Linked DNA regions of Homo sapiens: region 1 is linked to region 2. Evidence: chromatin contacts called from ENCODE POLR2A ChIA-PET data. All regions are on one chromosome and are shown on one strand. Each heading gives the region's core, a stretch centred on a gene start or an enhancer-like site at or near the end of the contact. The rest is flanking DNA. Distances are from core to core; before and after follow the strand shown.

What was found. ChIA-PET counts read pairs that join two places held with the same protein, here RNA polymerase II (POLR2A).
Region 1: POLR2A ChIA-PET joins it to region 2 with 10 read pairs in T-cell. The contact joins two enhancer-like sites. POLR2A ChIA-PET finds 5 or more read pairs at or near these places in 3 of 52 experiments (SK-N-SH, T-cell and activated T-cell).

The regions. Positions count from the first base shown.
Region 1 is chr5:71,629,167-71,636,200 of GRCh38, reverse strand. MCCC2 (methylcrotonyl-CoA carboxylase subunit 2) reads right to left here. Exons shown (of 17, transcript NM_022132.5): 8 at 4,016-4,080; 9 at 1,159-1,258; 10 at 955-1,050. Among named protein-coding and RNA genes, the nearest start is that of MCCC2, 45 kb to the right of the region's middle. Within about 2 kb of position 4,876, at least 3 of the 41 ENCODE cell types and tissues checked have a DNase peak (open chromatin) inside an H3K27ac peak, as active enhancers do.
Region 2 is chr5:71,531,364-71,538,254 of GRCh38, reverse strand. It overlaps BDP1 (BDP1 general transcription factor IIIB subunit), which reads right to left. Exons shown (of 39, transcript NM_018429.3): 26 at 5,828-5,947. It also overlaps the pseudogene HMGN1P12. Among named protein-coding and RNA genes, the nearest start is that of MCCC2, 53 kb to the left of the region's middle. RefSeq lists a silencer at 6,186-6,386. Within about 2 kb of position 4,439, at least 2 of the 41 ENCODE cell types and tissues checked have a DNase peak (open chromatin) inside an H3K27ac peak, as active enhancers do.

The sequences.
Region 1 (7,034 bases), core at 3,627-6,126, 98 kb before region 2:
AATGCATTCAGAAAATAGTTACTGACTACTTACCATGTTGCCAAGTACTATTATAGGAATTAAGATCTAGCCGTAGAAAATATTTCATGAAGAATTTCTAAAGACATGGGAAAATGTTTATAATTTAAACTAGAAAAAGTAAAACAAAAAAATATACGTATAGACTATCTCAACTACATAAAAATGTGCGTATATACACATTAACCTAAAACATCCAAATATTAGCCACCTTCTCTAGAGGGTGGAATTATATGCAATTTAATTTTTTTCTTTTCTGTATTTTCTATATTTTTCACAACTAATATATAATATTTTATAGTCAAGGGGAAAATATAATTTGAAATATTAAAACTTCCAGTACAGAATTTGATATTAAGATAATTTCCTAATTTAAAAACTACTCTGCCAACTATGGATACTGAACAAAATAAAAGACTATATGCTCTAAACCCTAAAAGTTGTCCATCTAAATTACAGAACACTATGTCGACAATGTGTAACCATAGCAACATTTTCAACTGTAATCAGGTCTAATCATTGCAAATGTCATATTGATCTAAAAGGGTATGTTTTTTCTTCCAACAACTTACTGACATTTCACCCATTTCCCAAAATAAGAACAATGAAAAGAAATAGCTGACAATTGTTAAGTTGCCTTACATCATTCATAATGTGCACAGGACATGGAGTCTTACTTATGACCAAATCACACTTTTTGCGCAATGAAAACTTTCCAATCATTGAGGTCCCCCACTCCCCTCTTTCAGTATTTACTCTGTGCCAATGATATCCACAGTATGGAAAGGTATCATTGCCACATATGTCACTCCTTACTGAGATCCACATCTATTTCTAGGCATGAACATATCTTAACAAACTTTAGCTTTGCAAATAGATACACATACAAAGAGACTCACAGCTGGTCATAAAGCTCACAGTTCCACTTTCACATACCTCTCGGACATCAAAGCTCCTCTTAAGGTTAGCACCAACTATTCCATACAATTCATCAGCAGGAAATAAAGGCTCTTCAGAAGGTTCAATGGTGACCTGCAGAAATATAGATCATGTTAACCTGTTTAAAGACATGATTTCAAGGTGCAGTGAGTCAAAATGCATTTCAGGAAAATAAAAGATATAAGAACATATCGTACTCACATCCAATTTCTTCTGATAATTTAGATTCCTCACAACCTTCCTAGTTAAGTGAAGGGCATGATGATCATCCAAAGCCCAGTGGTCACTTACTCCAGACTTTCTACAGAATAAGCAAACTAAACTTGTCAGAACAGGGAAAAGGAAAATAATTAAATATCTCAGGTCCCAAGTATCTTCTCTCATCTAAAGATGACAGCACTTTTACTTCTAAAACACTTAAAAAATTTGTCATCTTTAATAAATGTCATCTTAAGTAGTCCTTTTAAGAACTCTGGCAAAACTGTATTCCCTTTGTTTTACAAACAGGAAAAGCTGAAGTACGCATAAGTTAAGTACCTTCACCTAAGACCACAAGTAGCTACATAAGAACCCCCGCCTTCTATTTTCTAACCTTAACCTTCCTCTGCTAGACCAAGGGGCCTTGCTGACAAAGGCTTCTATTAAGTACTCATCCCCTGTACCGTAAGCAGAATTGCGTGTGATGAAGGCCAACCACAGACGGCACACTTTCATGATGTAGTTGGTTACGGCATAAACTGTGTACGTAACTGAGCTCCTAATGGAGATGCCAATTCTGGCCTCTCATTTCTGAGAGAACTCTGAGCCCCCTCCCTACAAAGTTACACTGACAGTAAGCCATCACAGGCAACAAATGAAAAGGCTTGAATACATTGGCCCTTGGATTATGGGTAAAAATCGGAACTAGTAAAACGGTTCTGTGGCAGGGGCCATGGAAGTTCCTGTTCAATTTCAAGTGCAGTGAATGAAGTACGGGCTTGCTCTGGTTATTAGTCCTGTCCCAATTAGATGGCCTGTTATTTCAATAGTAGATAAATGTAGATAAACTATGACTTTCTAATAAAGTATTTAAAACTCTGTAAAGTCAGTCAAAAATACATACCTGAAAAAAATAATTTGTTCATTTTATGAGTAAGGACTAAGCTGCTGCAATCTAAATTTTTATGGCTTGCCTGGGAAAACACCAAACTCCTTGGGAGACATATCTTAGAGCTAGGCTCTCAGTGATTTCATGACACTCTACTTTAGGACTGGGAGTTCCTGAGTAAAAGCAGAGACCACGTTTACTCTTTTTCATAGCCCACAGATGCCTCACAAATGGTAGATCTTTTTCAGTTTCTTTAATTTAATACAACATTTTATCATGTTATGACTGACCATATATTTTAAATGCTTCATACATAATACCAGTTATAAATGCTGACTTATAACTACACTGTCAGAAGTCAAATAGAAGCAGAAGGAACAGCTTCTAAATCAGTAAATATTTAAAATAAAATGCTTTTTTATGAAAACTGTCTAGTATTTACCAAAACAGCAGGAAAGGAAAACCTTCAATGATACACTGTATATATAAGTCTTTGTGTCAAATTAGCTCTTAAGGATGACTTAAGAGAGGTATAAAGATGCATTTGAGAGAACACAGAGCCACTTGTGACTAATAAATTTCATGGTACTTTCCAAAAAAAAAAATTCATCACCCCCAATCATTTCCTCACAATTTTAAACAGGTTATTATGAATAACAGTAATAGAGTTATTACTGTTATATGTAGTAGATGCTGTGTTATGAGGCAGGCACTATTCACAATTTTCACTTTATCTATGAGGAAATGAGACTCAGATAGGGTAAGCAGTTTGTCTAAGTCCCAAGGGGAATAGGGGAGGCAAACGGAAGTTAAATTCCAGAATCTACACCCTTAACATAATATATTGCCTACAGCTTTACTTTTTTTAAATAGTCAAACTGCTTAAAAATTTAGTCCAGGTGCAGTGGCTCACTCCTGTAATCCCAGCACTTCGGAAGGGCAAGGCAGGAGGACTGCTTGAGGCAAGGAGTTTTAAACCAACCTGAGCAATACAGTGAGACACCTGTTTCTACAAAAAATAAAAATATATATATATATATATATATATATATATATATATATATAAAACTGAAAAAAAAACCCTCCTCCTCAATTGTTTCCCAATTACTCCTAAAAAAAAAAAGTCTAAAACCTTTATTGAGCAACTATGATGACAAACAAGAAAATAATCATAATGGCAACCAACATTTATAGCTAACTTATCAAAAGCAGGTATAGTTTCATTCTAAAGCAATCCACATGTATTGTATCTCATTGACTTCTGACAACATTCTAGGAGGTAGAGGGTCTTCTTACCCCTGCACTCTAACCTAACATGGTCAGGCCAACAATGTGACGAAGCCAGCTCACAGCTAACTCACAAGAGCCAACTACGTGCATCTGTGTCTGATTCCACATAGAGGCATCATGTTGGCAGCCTGAAATCAGCCATGGTGGGATCACTCATACCACAGAAATTGGCAAATGCCACAGATCGGGGCATTTTTTCCTCCCCAGAGAACCAGTTACTAAACATTTAACTGTACACCCCAGGGCAGACCCACCTCCTCTATGCTCTTCCCTCTTCTCCTTTGTAAGCCTTATCGCGTATCAGCCACATTTACATAATTTTGTGCAATTACTTGCAATTGCCCACCTCCCTGACTAGAATATAAGGTCCTCGAAGTCAAAGATAGTATCTACCTCTTACCTCAGGCACCCAGAACAGTGCCTGCTACATAACAGGTGCCCAATGAATGTTTGTCAAATAAATAAGAAACCTGTCTCTCCAGTCCTTCTTGGCTGATGCTCTAGCTTGGAAATGCAACTCTACAGTTCAAAGAATTGAACATTAAACCAGCAGATCAAGAACAAATAAACTGTGGTGTGGTCTGGCAAGTTTAGCACTGGAAACAAATACGTAAAACTTCTTTTAAACAAACAAACAAAATGACACTCAATCCCGGAAAGAAACAACCATTTCTGTTTCACCTGCAATGAAGATCAGCACCTCCAAGATCCTCAGCAGATACTTCTTCCCCAGTTGCCGCTTTAACCTACAACAAGGATAAAAATCATCAGTGAAATCGGTCCATCAGACATATAAAAATGCTTCCCCAACATGCACAACTCCTCACCTGACTATACCTGTACTTTTTCTTCCATAGAACTAAAGAACACTGTGCTTTCTCATTCATGCACCTAGGAAACCTGGAGACTATTATCTTTACTCTTACAGGTGAAAAATCTAAGCCCAGAGTCACAAAGAACTTGCTTACAGTCCATAGCAAGCAATGGAGTCTCATTTGAGCCCACACGTTTCCAGCTTGAAAGACCTGGCCGGGCGCGGTGGCTCACGCCTGTAATCCCAGCACTTTGGGAGGCCGAGGCGGGTGGATCATGAGGTCAGGAGATCGAGACCATGCTGGCTAACAAGGTGAAACCCCGTCTCTACTAAAAATACAAAAAATTAGCTGGGCGCGGTGGCGGGCGCCTGTAGTCCCAGCTACTCGGGAGGCTGAGGCAGGAGAATGGCGTGAACCCGGGAAGCGGAGCTTGCAGTGAGCCGAGATTGCGCCACTGCAGTCCGGCCTGGGCGACAGAGCGAGACTCCGTCTCAAAAAAAAAAAAAAAAAAAAGAAGAAAGACCTGAAAGGCCATCCTCTTTCCCTATGTCATGCTGCCCTGACACATGTGGTCAAGACTTTGTGTCTGTGTGTGTGTTCCTCCCACTGCCTGGGATCTCTTCTTCTCACCTACCTGACGAATTCCCACTTACCCTTCAAGTCCCACCTCAAGTTGCCTCCTCTACACAGCTTTCCTGACCCGCCCAGGCCTTCTCCATGGTATTAATAGAGGACTGCCTGCCTATCCACGGTCCAAGGGCATTGCACTTACACCTCCAACACGGCATGTGTCAGAATGTAGTTCAGTAATGTGCATGTTATGTCTGTCATCTCCTCTATGCTGTGAATTCCTTGGTGGCAGGAACTGTGATTTATTCATCTTTGAATACTCAATAACATGCTGAAAAATTCCATTTACTATCACAAACTCTGCATAGGAAAGAGAGGTAGGAAAAAAATCTCCAAGATTACCTAAACCTAAGATCTAGCAGAATGTGGCCAAAAAGAAACAAACTCCAGTAATAAATTAAGAATAACTTAATTATAGCCAGAGAAATTCTACCAGGAAAAAGAAAGAAAAATAATTTAAGGCTAAATGCCAATCCAACCCCTTAGGAATTATTTATTGATTCCTATTTCTTTGAAGAAAAAGAAACAAATTAATCAACTCAAATAAGAAAAGCTTTTATTAGAATAATGAACATTAATCTAAAATATAGCACAGAGAGGTTGAAGGTAAAGAAAAAGTCTTTCTTGAGGGGAGCCCTGAAACAAAAAGAAAAAAGAAAAGAAAATACAGCATAGAAACAACTTATTACTCTCTACATCAAAAGCTTTGTCTTAAATATCCTTCTGCAGAGAGAGTTAGTTAAAATTTTCACCTCCAATTATTCCACCCCCAGAACTAAATTCTTGGTTCTTTTCCTTCCAAAACATTTAGTGTAAAATAACATTCAGTCCAGACAATAACAAATTATAAGAGGTGTCTGGATATTTAAAGTTGCAAAAAGGAATAAACAACAGATAAATTATATTTATTTTCAGGGATCTGACTAATATCAACCAAAAAAAAAAATAAGAATTTGTCATCAGTTAATATTTATTGAACACCCACAACGTTTGATAGTGTGATAGGTGCAAAGATGATAGAAGTCAAAGAGAAAATTAAAACAGCTCATTTGACTAAATGACAAGTTCAAAAGATAAACAAAAGACAGGAGAACAAAAAGCGCCTTCAAAAACTTGTCTTACTATCTGTTTTTTTCAACTACTCTAAGCTACTAAAAGCTACAGCACTACACCCCACACTACGTGCAAACCCTTCAAAGCCCTTTCTCAACATTCGGTCAAGCGTGCGTCAGAATTTAGAATTCTCTAAAGGATGAGGCTGCTGCTACTGCCTTTTTCTCCCTGTGAACATGGTCTTTCAAAGGTGGATTGCTGGATGGGGTCCAGTTCTCCAACAGAACTTCAGGCTTCCCTGGCTGCCAAGTGGCTTCTTTATAAGGTACAAGTTAACTGAATGGACATTGTAACTACTGACCCTTAGACAAAATCTTCTCTCTAAAACCCTTCGCATTATTCCACTATTATGATCTGCCTGTATTTCCAAAAAGATGTTTTCAAATTGTAGTCATATCTTTACTCATTTTCTAGTCAAAAAATAAACAAGAATGGCCCATGAAAGTTTGTACCTTTTACTATACAAAGGTAAATTTTGAGTGCATTTTCCTCTCATTAACAAATGACAGCTATCACATACAAGAGATAAATTAAAATAATAATAGTAATAATAATAATAATAATAATAATAATGGCTGCAGGCTTTTAAAATAATGCCTTAAGACTTTTACATTTGAAATGGCAGCCCTTCAGGCCTACCTGATCTTCAGTAAAAGTTATTAAAAATTAACACCCTCTTTTGGGAAATATACTTATTTTACATCAAAACATAAGCTCTATTTAACATATTCTTTCTAATGAATTTGTATTAGTATTCCATAACCAAAGATGATTCTTGGACAAATTTTTGAAGCAACAAACTTTTTGGAATAGAATTCACATACCATAAAATTCACTATTTTAAAGCATACAATTCAGTGGCTTTTAGTACATTCACAAAGTGCACAAAGTGTGCAACCATCACCACTACCCAATTCCAGAAAATTTCATCACTCCCAGAAGAAACCCCATCCTCATTAGCGGTCACTCCCATTCCACCCTCCTCCTAGTCCCTGGCAACAACTAATCTACTTTCTGCCTCCATGAATTTGCCTATTCTCAATATTTCATAGAAGTAAAATCATTTATTTGTCCTTTTCTGTTTCTTTCTTTCTTTTTTTTTTTTGAGATGGAGTCTCGCTCTGTTGCCCAGGCTGGAGTGC
Region 2 (6,891 bases), core at 3,190-5,689:
TCTATTATGAATATGGACATAAAAATCACCAATAAAATACTAGCAAGCTGAATCCAACAATGAATAAAAATTAGACATTATGATCCTAGAATTTATCCTGGGGAAGCAAGGTTGGTTTAACGTCCAAAAAATACAATGAAAAACAAAATTCACATGATCATCTCCATAAATGCAGAAAAAGCATATGACAAATTCCAACACCCTTTAATGAAAGAAACATTCAACAAACTAGGAATAGAAAGTAACTTCTTTAGCCTGGTAAAGGACGTTTATGAAAAATCCATGGTAACATCATACTTAATGATAAGACAGGATGGGAGGAGTGGTAGCAGCCAGGCAGCCCAGCTTTGAGAAGGCTCTCAGCATGGTGCGGCTCACAGGCACCCAGCATGCACACTCCTGACCACAAGATGCCCAAGAGGAAGATCAGCTCAGCAGAAGGGCGGTGAAGGAAAGAGCCCAAGATGAGATTAGTATGACTGTCAGCTAAACCTGCTCCTGCAAAAGTGGAAACAAAGCCAAAAAAGGCAGCAGGAAAGGATAAATCTCCAGACAAAAAAAGTGCAAACAAGAGAAAAACGGGGAACAAAGGGAAAACAAACCAAAGTGGCTAACCAAGAAATCAGATTTACCTACAGAAAACAGAGAAACAAAAACCAAGGAAAGTCCAGCCTCTGATGAAGCCCAGAGAGAAAAAAAGCCAAGTCTGATTAATATCATATACTATGTCTTACCAATAGTACCTGTCTCCCTTCTTGTACATTCCAGAGGAATATTTTTCTCAACTATTTCACAAATGCAAGTTTTTTAGTAACTCTAGAAACATTTTTAAGAAGAAGGAAATCCCACCTCATCCCATTTTTTAAGTGTACATGCTTTTAAGGGTAAAAATCATTTTCCAGTTGTTTATTTTTTGGTACAACCAGAAAACAGTGTGCGATATTGAATTATGGGAGGCTTTGACTGTCTTGGGTATCATCTTAACATTCCACTATATTAACTGGCAATATGGAGTCACAGTCCTGTATCTGATGTCTTGAAATTTTTAAGTTACTTTTATTCCCATGGTTTGGTTCTGGTTCTTTTTTTTTTTTTTTTTTTTTTTGGTTTTTTGGTTTTTTGGCTTTGAGACAGAGTCTTGCTCTGTTGCCTAGGCTGGAGTGCAATGGTGCAATCTCCACTCACTGCAGTCTTCGCCTCCTGGGTTCAAGCAATTCTCCTGCCTTAGCCTCCCAAGTAACTGGGATTACAGACATGTGCCACCATGCCCGGCTGATTTTTTGTATTTTTAGTAGAGACGGGGTTTCACCATGTTGGCCAGGCTGGTCTCAAACTCCTGACCTTGTGATCTGCCTGCCTCGGCCTCCCAAAGTGCTGGGATTATAGGCGTGAGCCAACGCGCTCGACCTGGTTCAGGTTTGTTTGAGACAGAGTCTTGCTCTGATGCCCAGACTGGGGTGCAGTGACGGCGATGACAGCTTACTGCAACCTCAACCTCCTGGGCCCAGGCGATCCTCCTGCCTCAGCCTCCACAGTAGCTGGGACCACAGGCGCATGCCACCATGACTGGCCAACTTTTAAAAAACATATTTGTAGAGACAGAGTCTCCCTCTGTTGCCCAGGCTGGCCTTGAACTACCATGTGATCCTCCCACCTCCCAAATTACTGAGATTATAGGCATGAGCCACCGCGCCTGGGCCCATGTTGTTTTTTAGCAGAATTGCTTCCTAAAGAAAACCACTCCTTGATCATGGCTCTCCCTGTCAGAATTGTATGCACTCTATAAATCTTTGGTTGTGGTAGTCCTGTTTTCCTAATAATTTTGTTAATGTGCTGTGAAAGACTGAAAATTTGAGTATGCAGTATATATGCTATTTAACTGCAAATTGTGGAAGTATGTAACAGTTTATCAACATGTAAGGATACTGGTACTTGATAGCCTTTTAATGAAAACTTGCCTCCAAATTTTAAGCTGGAAAGTCACCAGAGTAACTTAAAAATAATTACAATACATGGCTTTTTAGATTTTCGGTATAAATGTGAAGAATTGTGTACTGATCCTCAACACAACCAATAAAATCTCAATTATGAAAAAAATAAATGATGAAAGACTGGATACTTTACCCCTAAGATCAGGAATAAGACCAAAATGCCCACTCTCGCTTCTATTAAACTTTGAACTATAGGTTCTAGCCAGGGCAGTTAGGCAAGAAAAAGAAATAAAAGGCATTCAGGTCAGAAAGTATCAAAGGTTGAATTGTGTCCCCTAGAAAGATATGTCAAAGTCTTAAACCCAAATAATGTGAATATGACATTATTTAAAAATAGGGTATTTGTAGATATAATCAAATTTAGATGAGGTCATATTGGATTAGAGTTGGTGCTAATCCAATATGACTGGTGTCCTTTCCTTATAAGATGAGAGGTTACACATACACAAGGGGAAAATGCCATGTGGTAATGGAGGCAGAGGGTGGAAGTATGCTGCTGCATGCTGAGAAATGGTAAGGACTGCCGGCTACCACCAGAAGGCAGGAGAAAGGCATGGGATGGTTCTTCCTCAGAGCCTCCAGAAGGAACCAACATTGGTGACACCTTGATTTTAGACTTCTAGACTCTAAAGCTGTGAGAGAATAAATTTGTTTTGTTTTGTTTTTCTCATCTCCATAAGTGCCTGGAGAATTCTCTGTGGTTATAAGCTATCAAGTTTGTGGTGCAAAGAGTACCCGACTTAAAATTTTTTTATTTTAGGCCGGGCACGGTGGCTCACACCTGTAATCCCAGCATTTTGGGAGGCCAAGGTGGGCAGATCACCTGAGGTCAGAAGTTCGAGACCAGCCTGACCAACATGGTGAAACCCCATCTCTACTAAAAATACAAAAATTAGTTGGATGTGGTGGCGGGCGCTTGTAATCCCAGCTACTCTGGAGGCTGAGGCAGGAGAATCACTTGAAACTGGGAGGCGGAGGGTGCAGTGAGCCTCCAAGATTGCGCCATTGCACTCCAGCCTGGGCAACAGAGTGAGACTCTGTCTTTAAAAAAAAAAAAAAAATTGTTATTTTATGATGGGTTTATCAGGACATAATCTCCTCATAAGTCGAGGAGCATCTGTACTTTGTTACAGTGATCCTAGGAAACTAATACAGAAAGAAGTAAAACTATCTTTATTTGCAGATGACATGATTTGACAAATAGAAAATCCTAAGGAATCCACCAAAGAAGTTGCAGGATATAAAGCTAATATACAAAAATCATTTTTATTTCTACACACTTGCAACGAACAATCCAAAAATGAAATTAAGAAAACAATCCCAGGCCGGGCACGGTGGCTCATGCCTGTAATCCCAGCACTGTGGGAGGCAGAGGCGGGTGGATCACCTGAGATCAGGAGTTCGAGACCAGCCTGACCAACATGGAGAAACCCCGTGTCTACGAAAAATACAAAATTAGCAGGGCGTGGTGGCATATGCCTGTAATCCCAGCTACTCGGGAAGCTGAGACAGGAGAATTGCTTGAACCAGGGAGACAGAGGTTGTGGTGAGCCAAGATCGCGCCATTGCACTCCAGCCTGGGCAACAAGAGGAAAACTCCGTCTCAAAATGTGGTGGGCGCCTGTAGTCCCAGCTACTTGGGAAGCTGAGGCAGGAGAATGGTGTGAACCCAGGAGGCGGAGCTTGCAGTGAGCTGAGATCATGCCACTGCACTCCATCCTGGGCGACAGACGAGACTCCATCTCAACAACAACAACAAAAAAAAAACTTACTACAAAGTAACAGTAATCAATATAGCATCACCAGCATGAGAACAGACATATAGATCTATGCAACAGAATTGAGAATTCAGAAATAAACCCATACATCTATGGTCAGCTGATTTTTGATAAGGGTGCCAAGACTATTCAATGGGGAAAGAATAGTCTTTTCGAATAAATGGTGATAGGACAAATGGATAGCAACATGCAAAAGACATAAGTTGGATAATGAGGTTATCCATGTATAAAAATAAACTCAAAATGGATCAAAGACTTAAACGTAAAAGCAAAAATCATCTTTTAGAAGAAAAATGGGTAAATCTTCATGACCTTGGGTTTGACAAAGGACTCAGATCTGACAACAGAAGCATGAGCAACAAATGAAAAAACAGATTAACTGAACTTCATCAAAATTTAAAACTTTTTGCTTTAAAGGAAATCAAGAAAGTGAAAAGACAACCCCACAGAAAGGGAGGAAATATTTGCAAATCATATACCTGCTAAGCAACTTTTATCTAGATTATATAAAGACTCCTTACAACTCAATAATAAAAAGACAAATAGCACAATAAAAGAAAAACAGACAAAAGATTTGAATAGACATTTCTCAAAGATGATATACAAATGGCCAATAGGAACATAAAATGTGCCTGACATCATTAGTCACCAAGGAAATACAAATCAAAACCACAATGTGACACCACTTCACACTCACTAGGACAGCTAGATCCAAAAAGTCAAGCCAGACACAGTGGCTCATGCCTGTAATCCCAACACTTTGGAAGGCTGAGGTAAAAGTATCACTTGAGGACAGGAGTACGAGACCAGCCTGAACAACACAGCAAGACCCCACCTCTACAAAAAAAAAAAATTAGCTGGGCATGGTGGCACACACCTGCAGTCCCAGCTACTTGGGATGCTGAGTGGAGAGGATCATTTACACTCAGGAGGTCAAAGCTGTAGTGTGCTACAATTGTGTTACTGCACTCTAGTTTGGGTGACAATGCAAGGCCGTCTCAAAAAAAAAAAAAAAAATCCACCGAACAAAAAAAAAAGTGAAATAACAAGTGCCGGCAAGGACATGGAAGAACAGGAACCCTCATAAACTGCTGGTGGGAATGTAAAAGGGTATAGCTACTTTGGAAAACAGTTTGGCAGTTCCTCAACTGATGAAACATAGAGTTACCATATGACTCAGCAATTACATTTTTAGAAATGTACCCAAGAGAAATAAAAACATATTGTACACAAACACTTCTACATGAATGTTTACAGCAGCATTATGTATAACACACAAAAAATGAAAATAATCCAAATGTTCATGAATGGATGAATGGATATACAAAATGTACCATATCCATATGGAATATTATTAGGCTACAAAAAGTAAGGAAGTACCACTACATGCTGCAACATAGATGAACAGTAAAAAATGTTACATTAAGTGAAAAAAGCCAGACACAAATGATCAGATTTTATAATTTCATGTCTAGGAAACATCTAGAACAGGCAAATCTATAAAGACAGAAGGCAAATTATTGGTTCCCCAGGCCAGTGAGGGTTGGGAGGAAAGGAGTAGTGACTGCTAATAAGGTTTCTTTTTGAGGTGATGAAAATGTCCTAAAATTGACTGTGATAATGTTTGCACGATACTAGAAGTCACTTAATTGTGCACTTTAAATAATGAGAAAATCATATGGTGTGTAAATTATATGTCAATAAAGCTGTTTTTAAAAAGTTACAATTTCAAGCCTCCGCTTGCAAAGGCAAATAAATACCAATAATGGAAGAGTGCAAATAAAACGCAACAGAATATATTTTAACTTGTTTATACTTAGTATAAATTTAATGCAACTGAATTTTAATGTAAAAGTCTATGAGGATATTAAGAGCTCTGCCCACAAACAAACAAAATCATTGCTTTCACTAGTTTTTACTACTCAGACTAACAGCTCCTTACAAAGAGAAATTAGCTAAGTAAAGTGTTTATAAACCTAAAGCTATCAAAAGGAACCTCCAGTCTTTTCAAAGTAAACAAAGAATAAAAGGCCAAAACATATTAAAATGGATGCTTACAAACGGTACACTCAAATTTTCTTCTTGTTTCATTTCTTCAGTAGTCACATCTGTGTTTGGTAGCTCATGTTCAACAACAGCTATGCATCCTACATCTGGGACATTCACAGTTATTTCAAGCTGTCAAAATAAAGTTTTATCATTTCATTTTGGCATATTATAAACAGCAAAACAAAGCCTCATCTTCAACATGAATAAGTAAGATGAAACGCTAAAATGAAGAAATAATCCACATTCATACATAACTTAAAAAATGGAATGGAGTAATTCTTTTATTGACTGACAGCAACTTGGCAAAAGTAAAACATTTAAAATTTTTGAGGTGGCTGTGACTATTAAAACCAGTAAGCAAATTTTCTAAGACTCATCTTCTTAGTGCCTGGCATTTCATTTTCCATTTTCTTCACTTTGTCCTCACTTTCCCCCTAATTTCTCTGTTCAGTCTGTTAACATTTATAGAAGGCTAGGTGTACAGGGATATAAAGTCAAATAAGATAAGTGTAGTCCCTATCCTCAATGAATTCACAATCTAACAGAAAAGCAGACATGTAATCAACTAATTATATACGGTCATAAATGCTATCTATAATGAGTTGAAAGCCCTTAGAAGTATTTATCGGGCCAGGCGCAGTGGCTCACGCCTGTAATCCCAGCACTTTGGGAGGCCGAGGCAGGTGGATCACCTGAGGTCAGGAGTTCAAGACCAGCCTGGCCAACACAGCGAAGCCCCATCTCTACTAAAAATACAAAAATTAGCCGGGCATGGTGGTGCCTGCCTGTAGTCCCAGCTACTGGGGAGGCTGAGGCAGGAGAATCGCTTGAACCCAGGAGGTGGAGGTTGCATTGAGCCGAGATTATGCCACTGCACTCTAGCTTGGGCAACAGAGTGACAAGTTGTTCTCAAAAATAAATAAATAAATAAATAAAATATTTATCATACCACTGCCCCCACACCAACTCCCTTCTCCCAAAACCCCAAAGCCTGCACGATTCTTGATACCCAGGGCAACAGCCATGTAAAATAAGAAGTTCACTCATATTTACTCTTCATTTGTGAGTCCTAT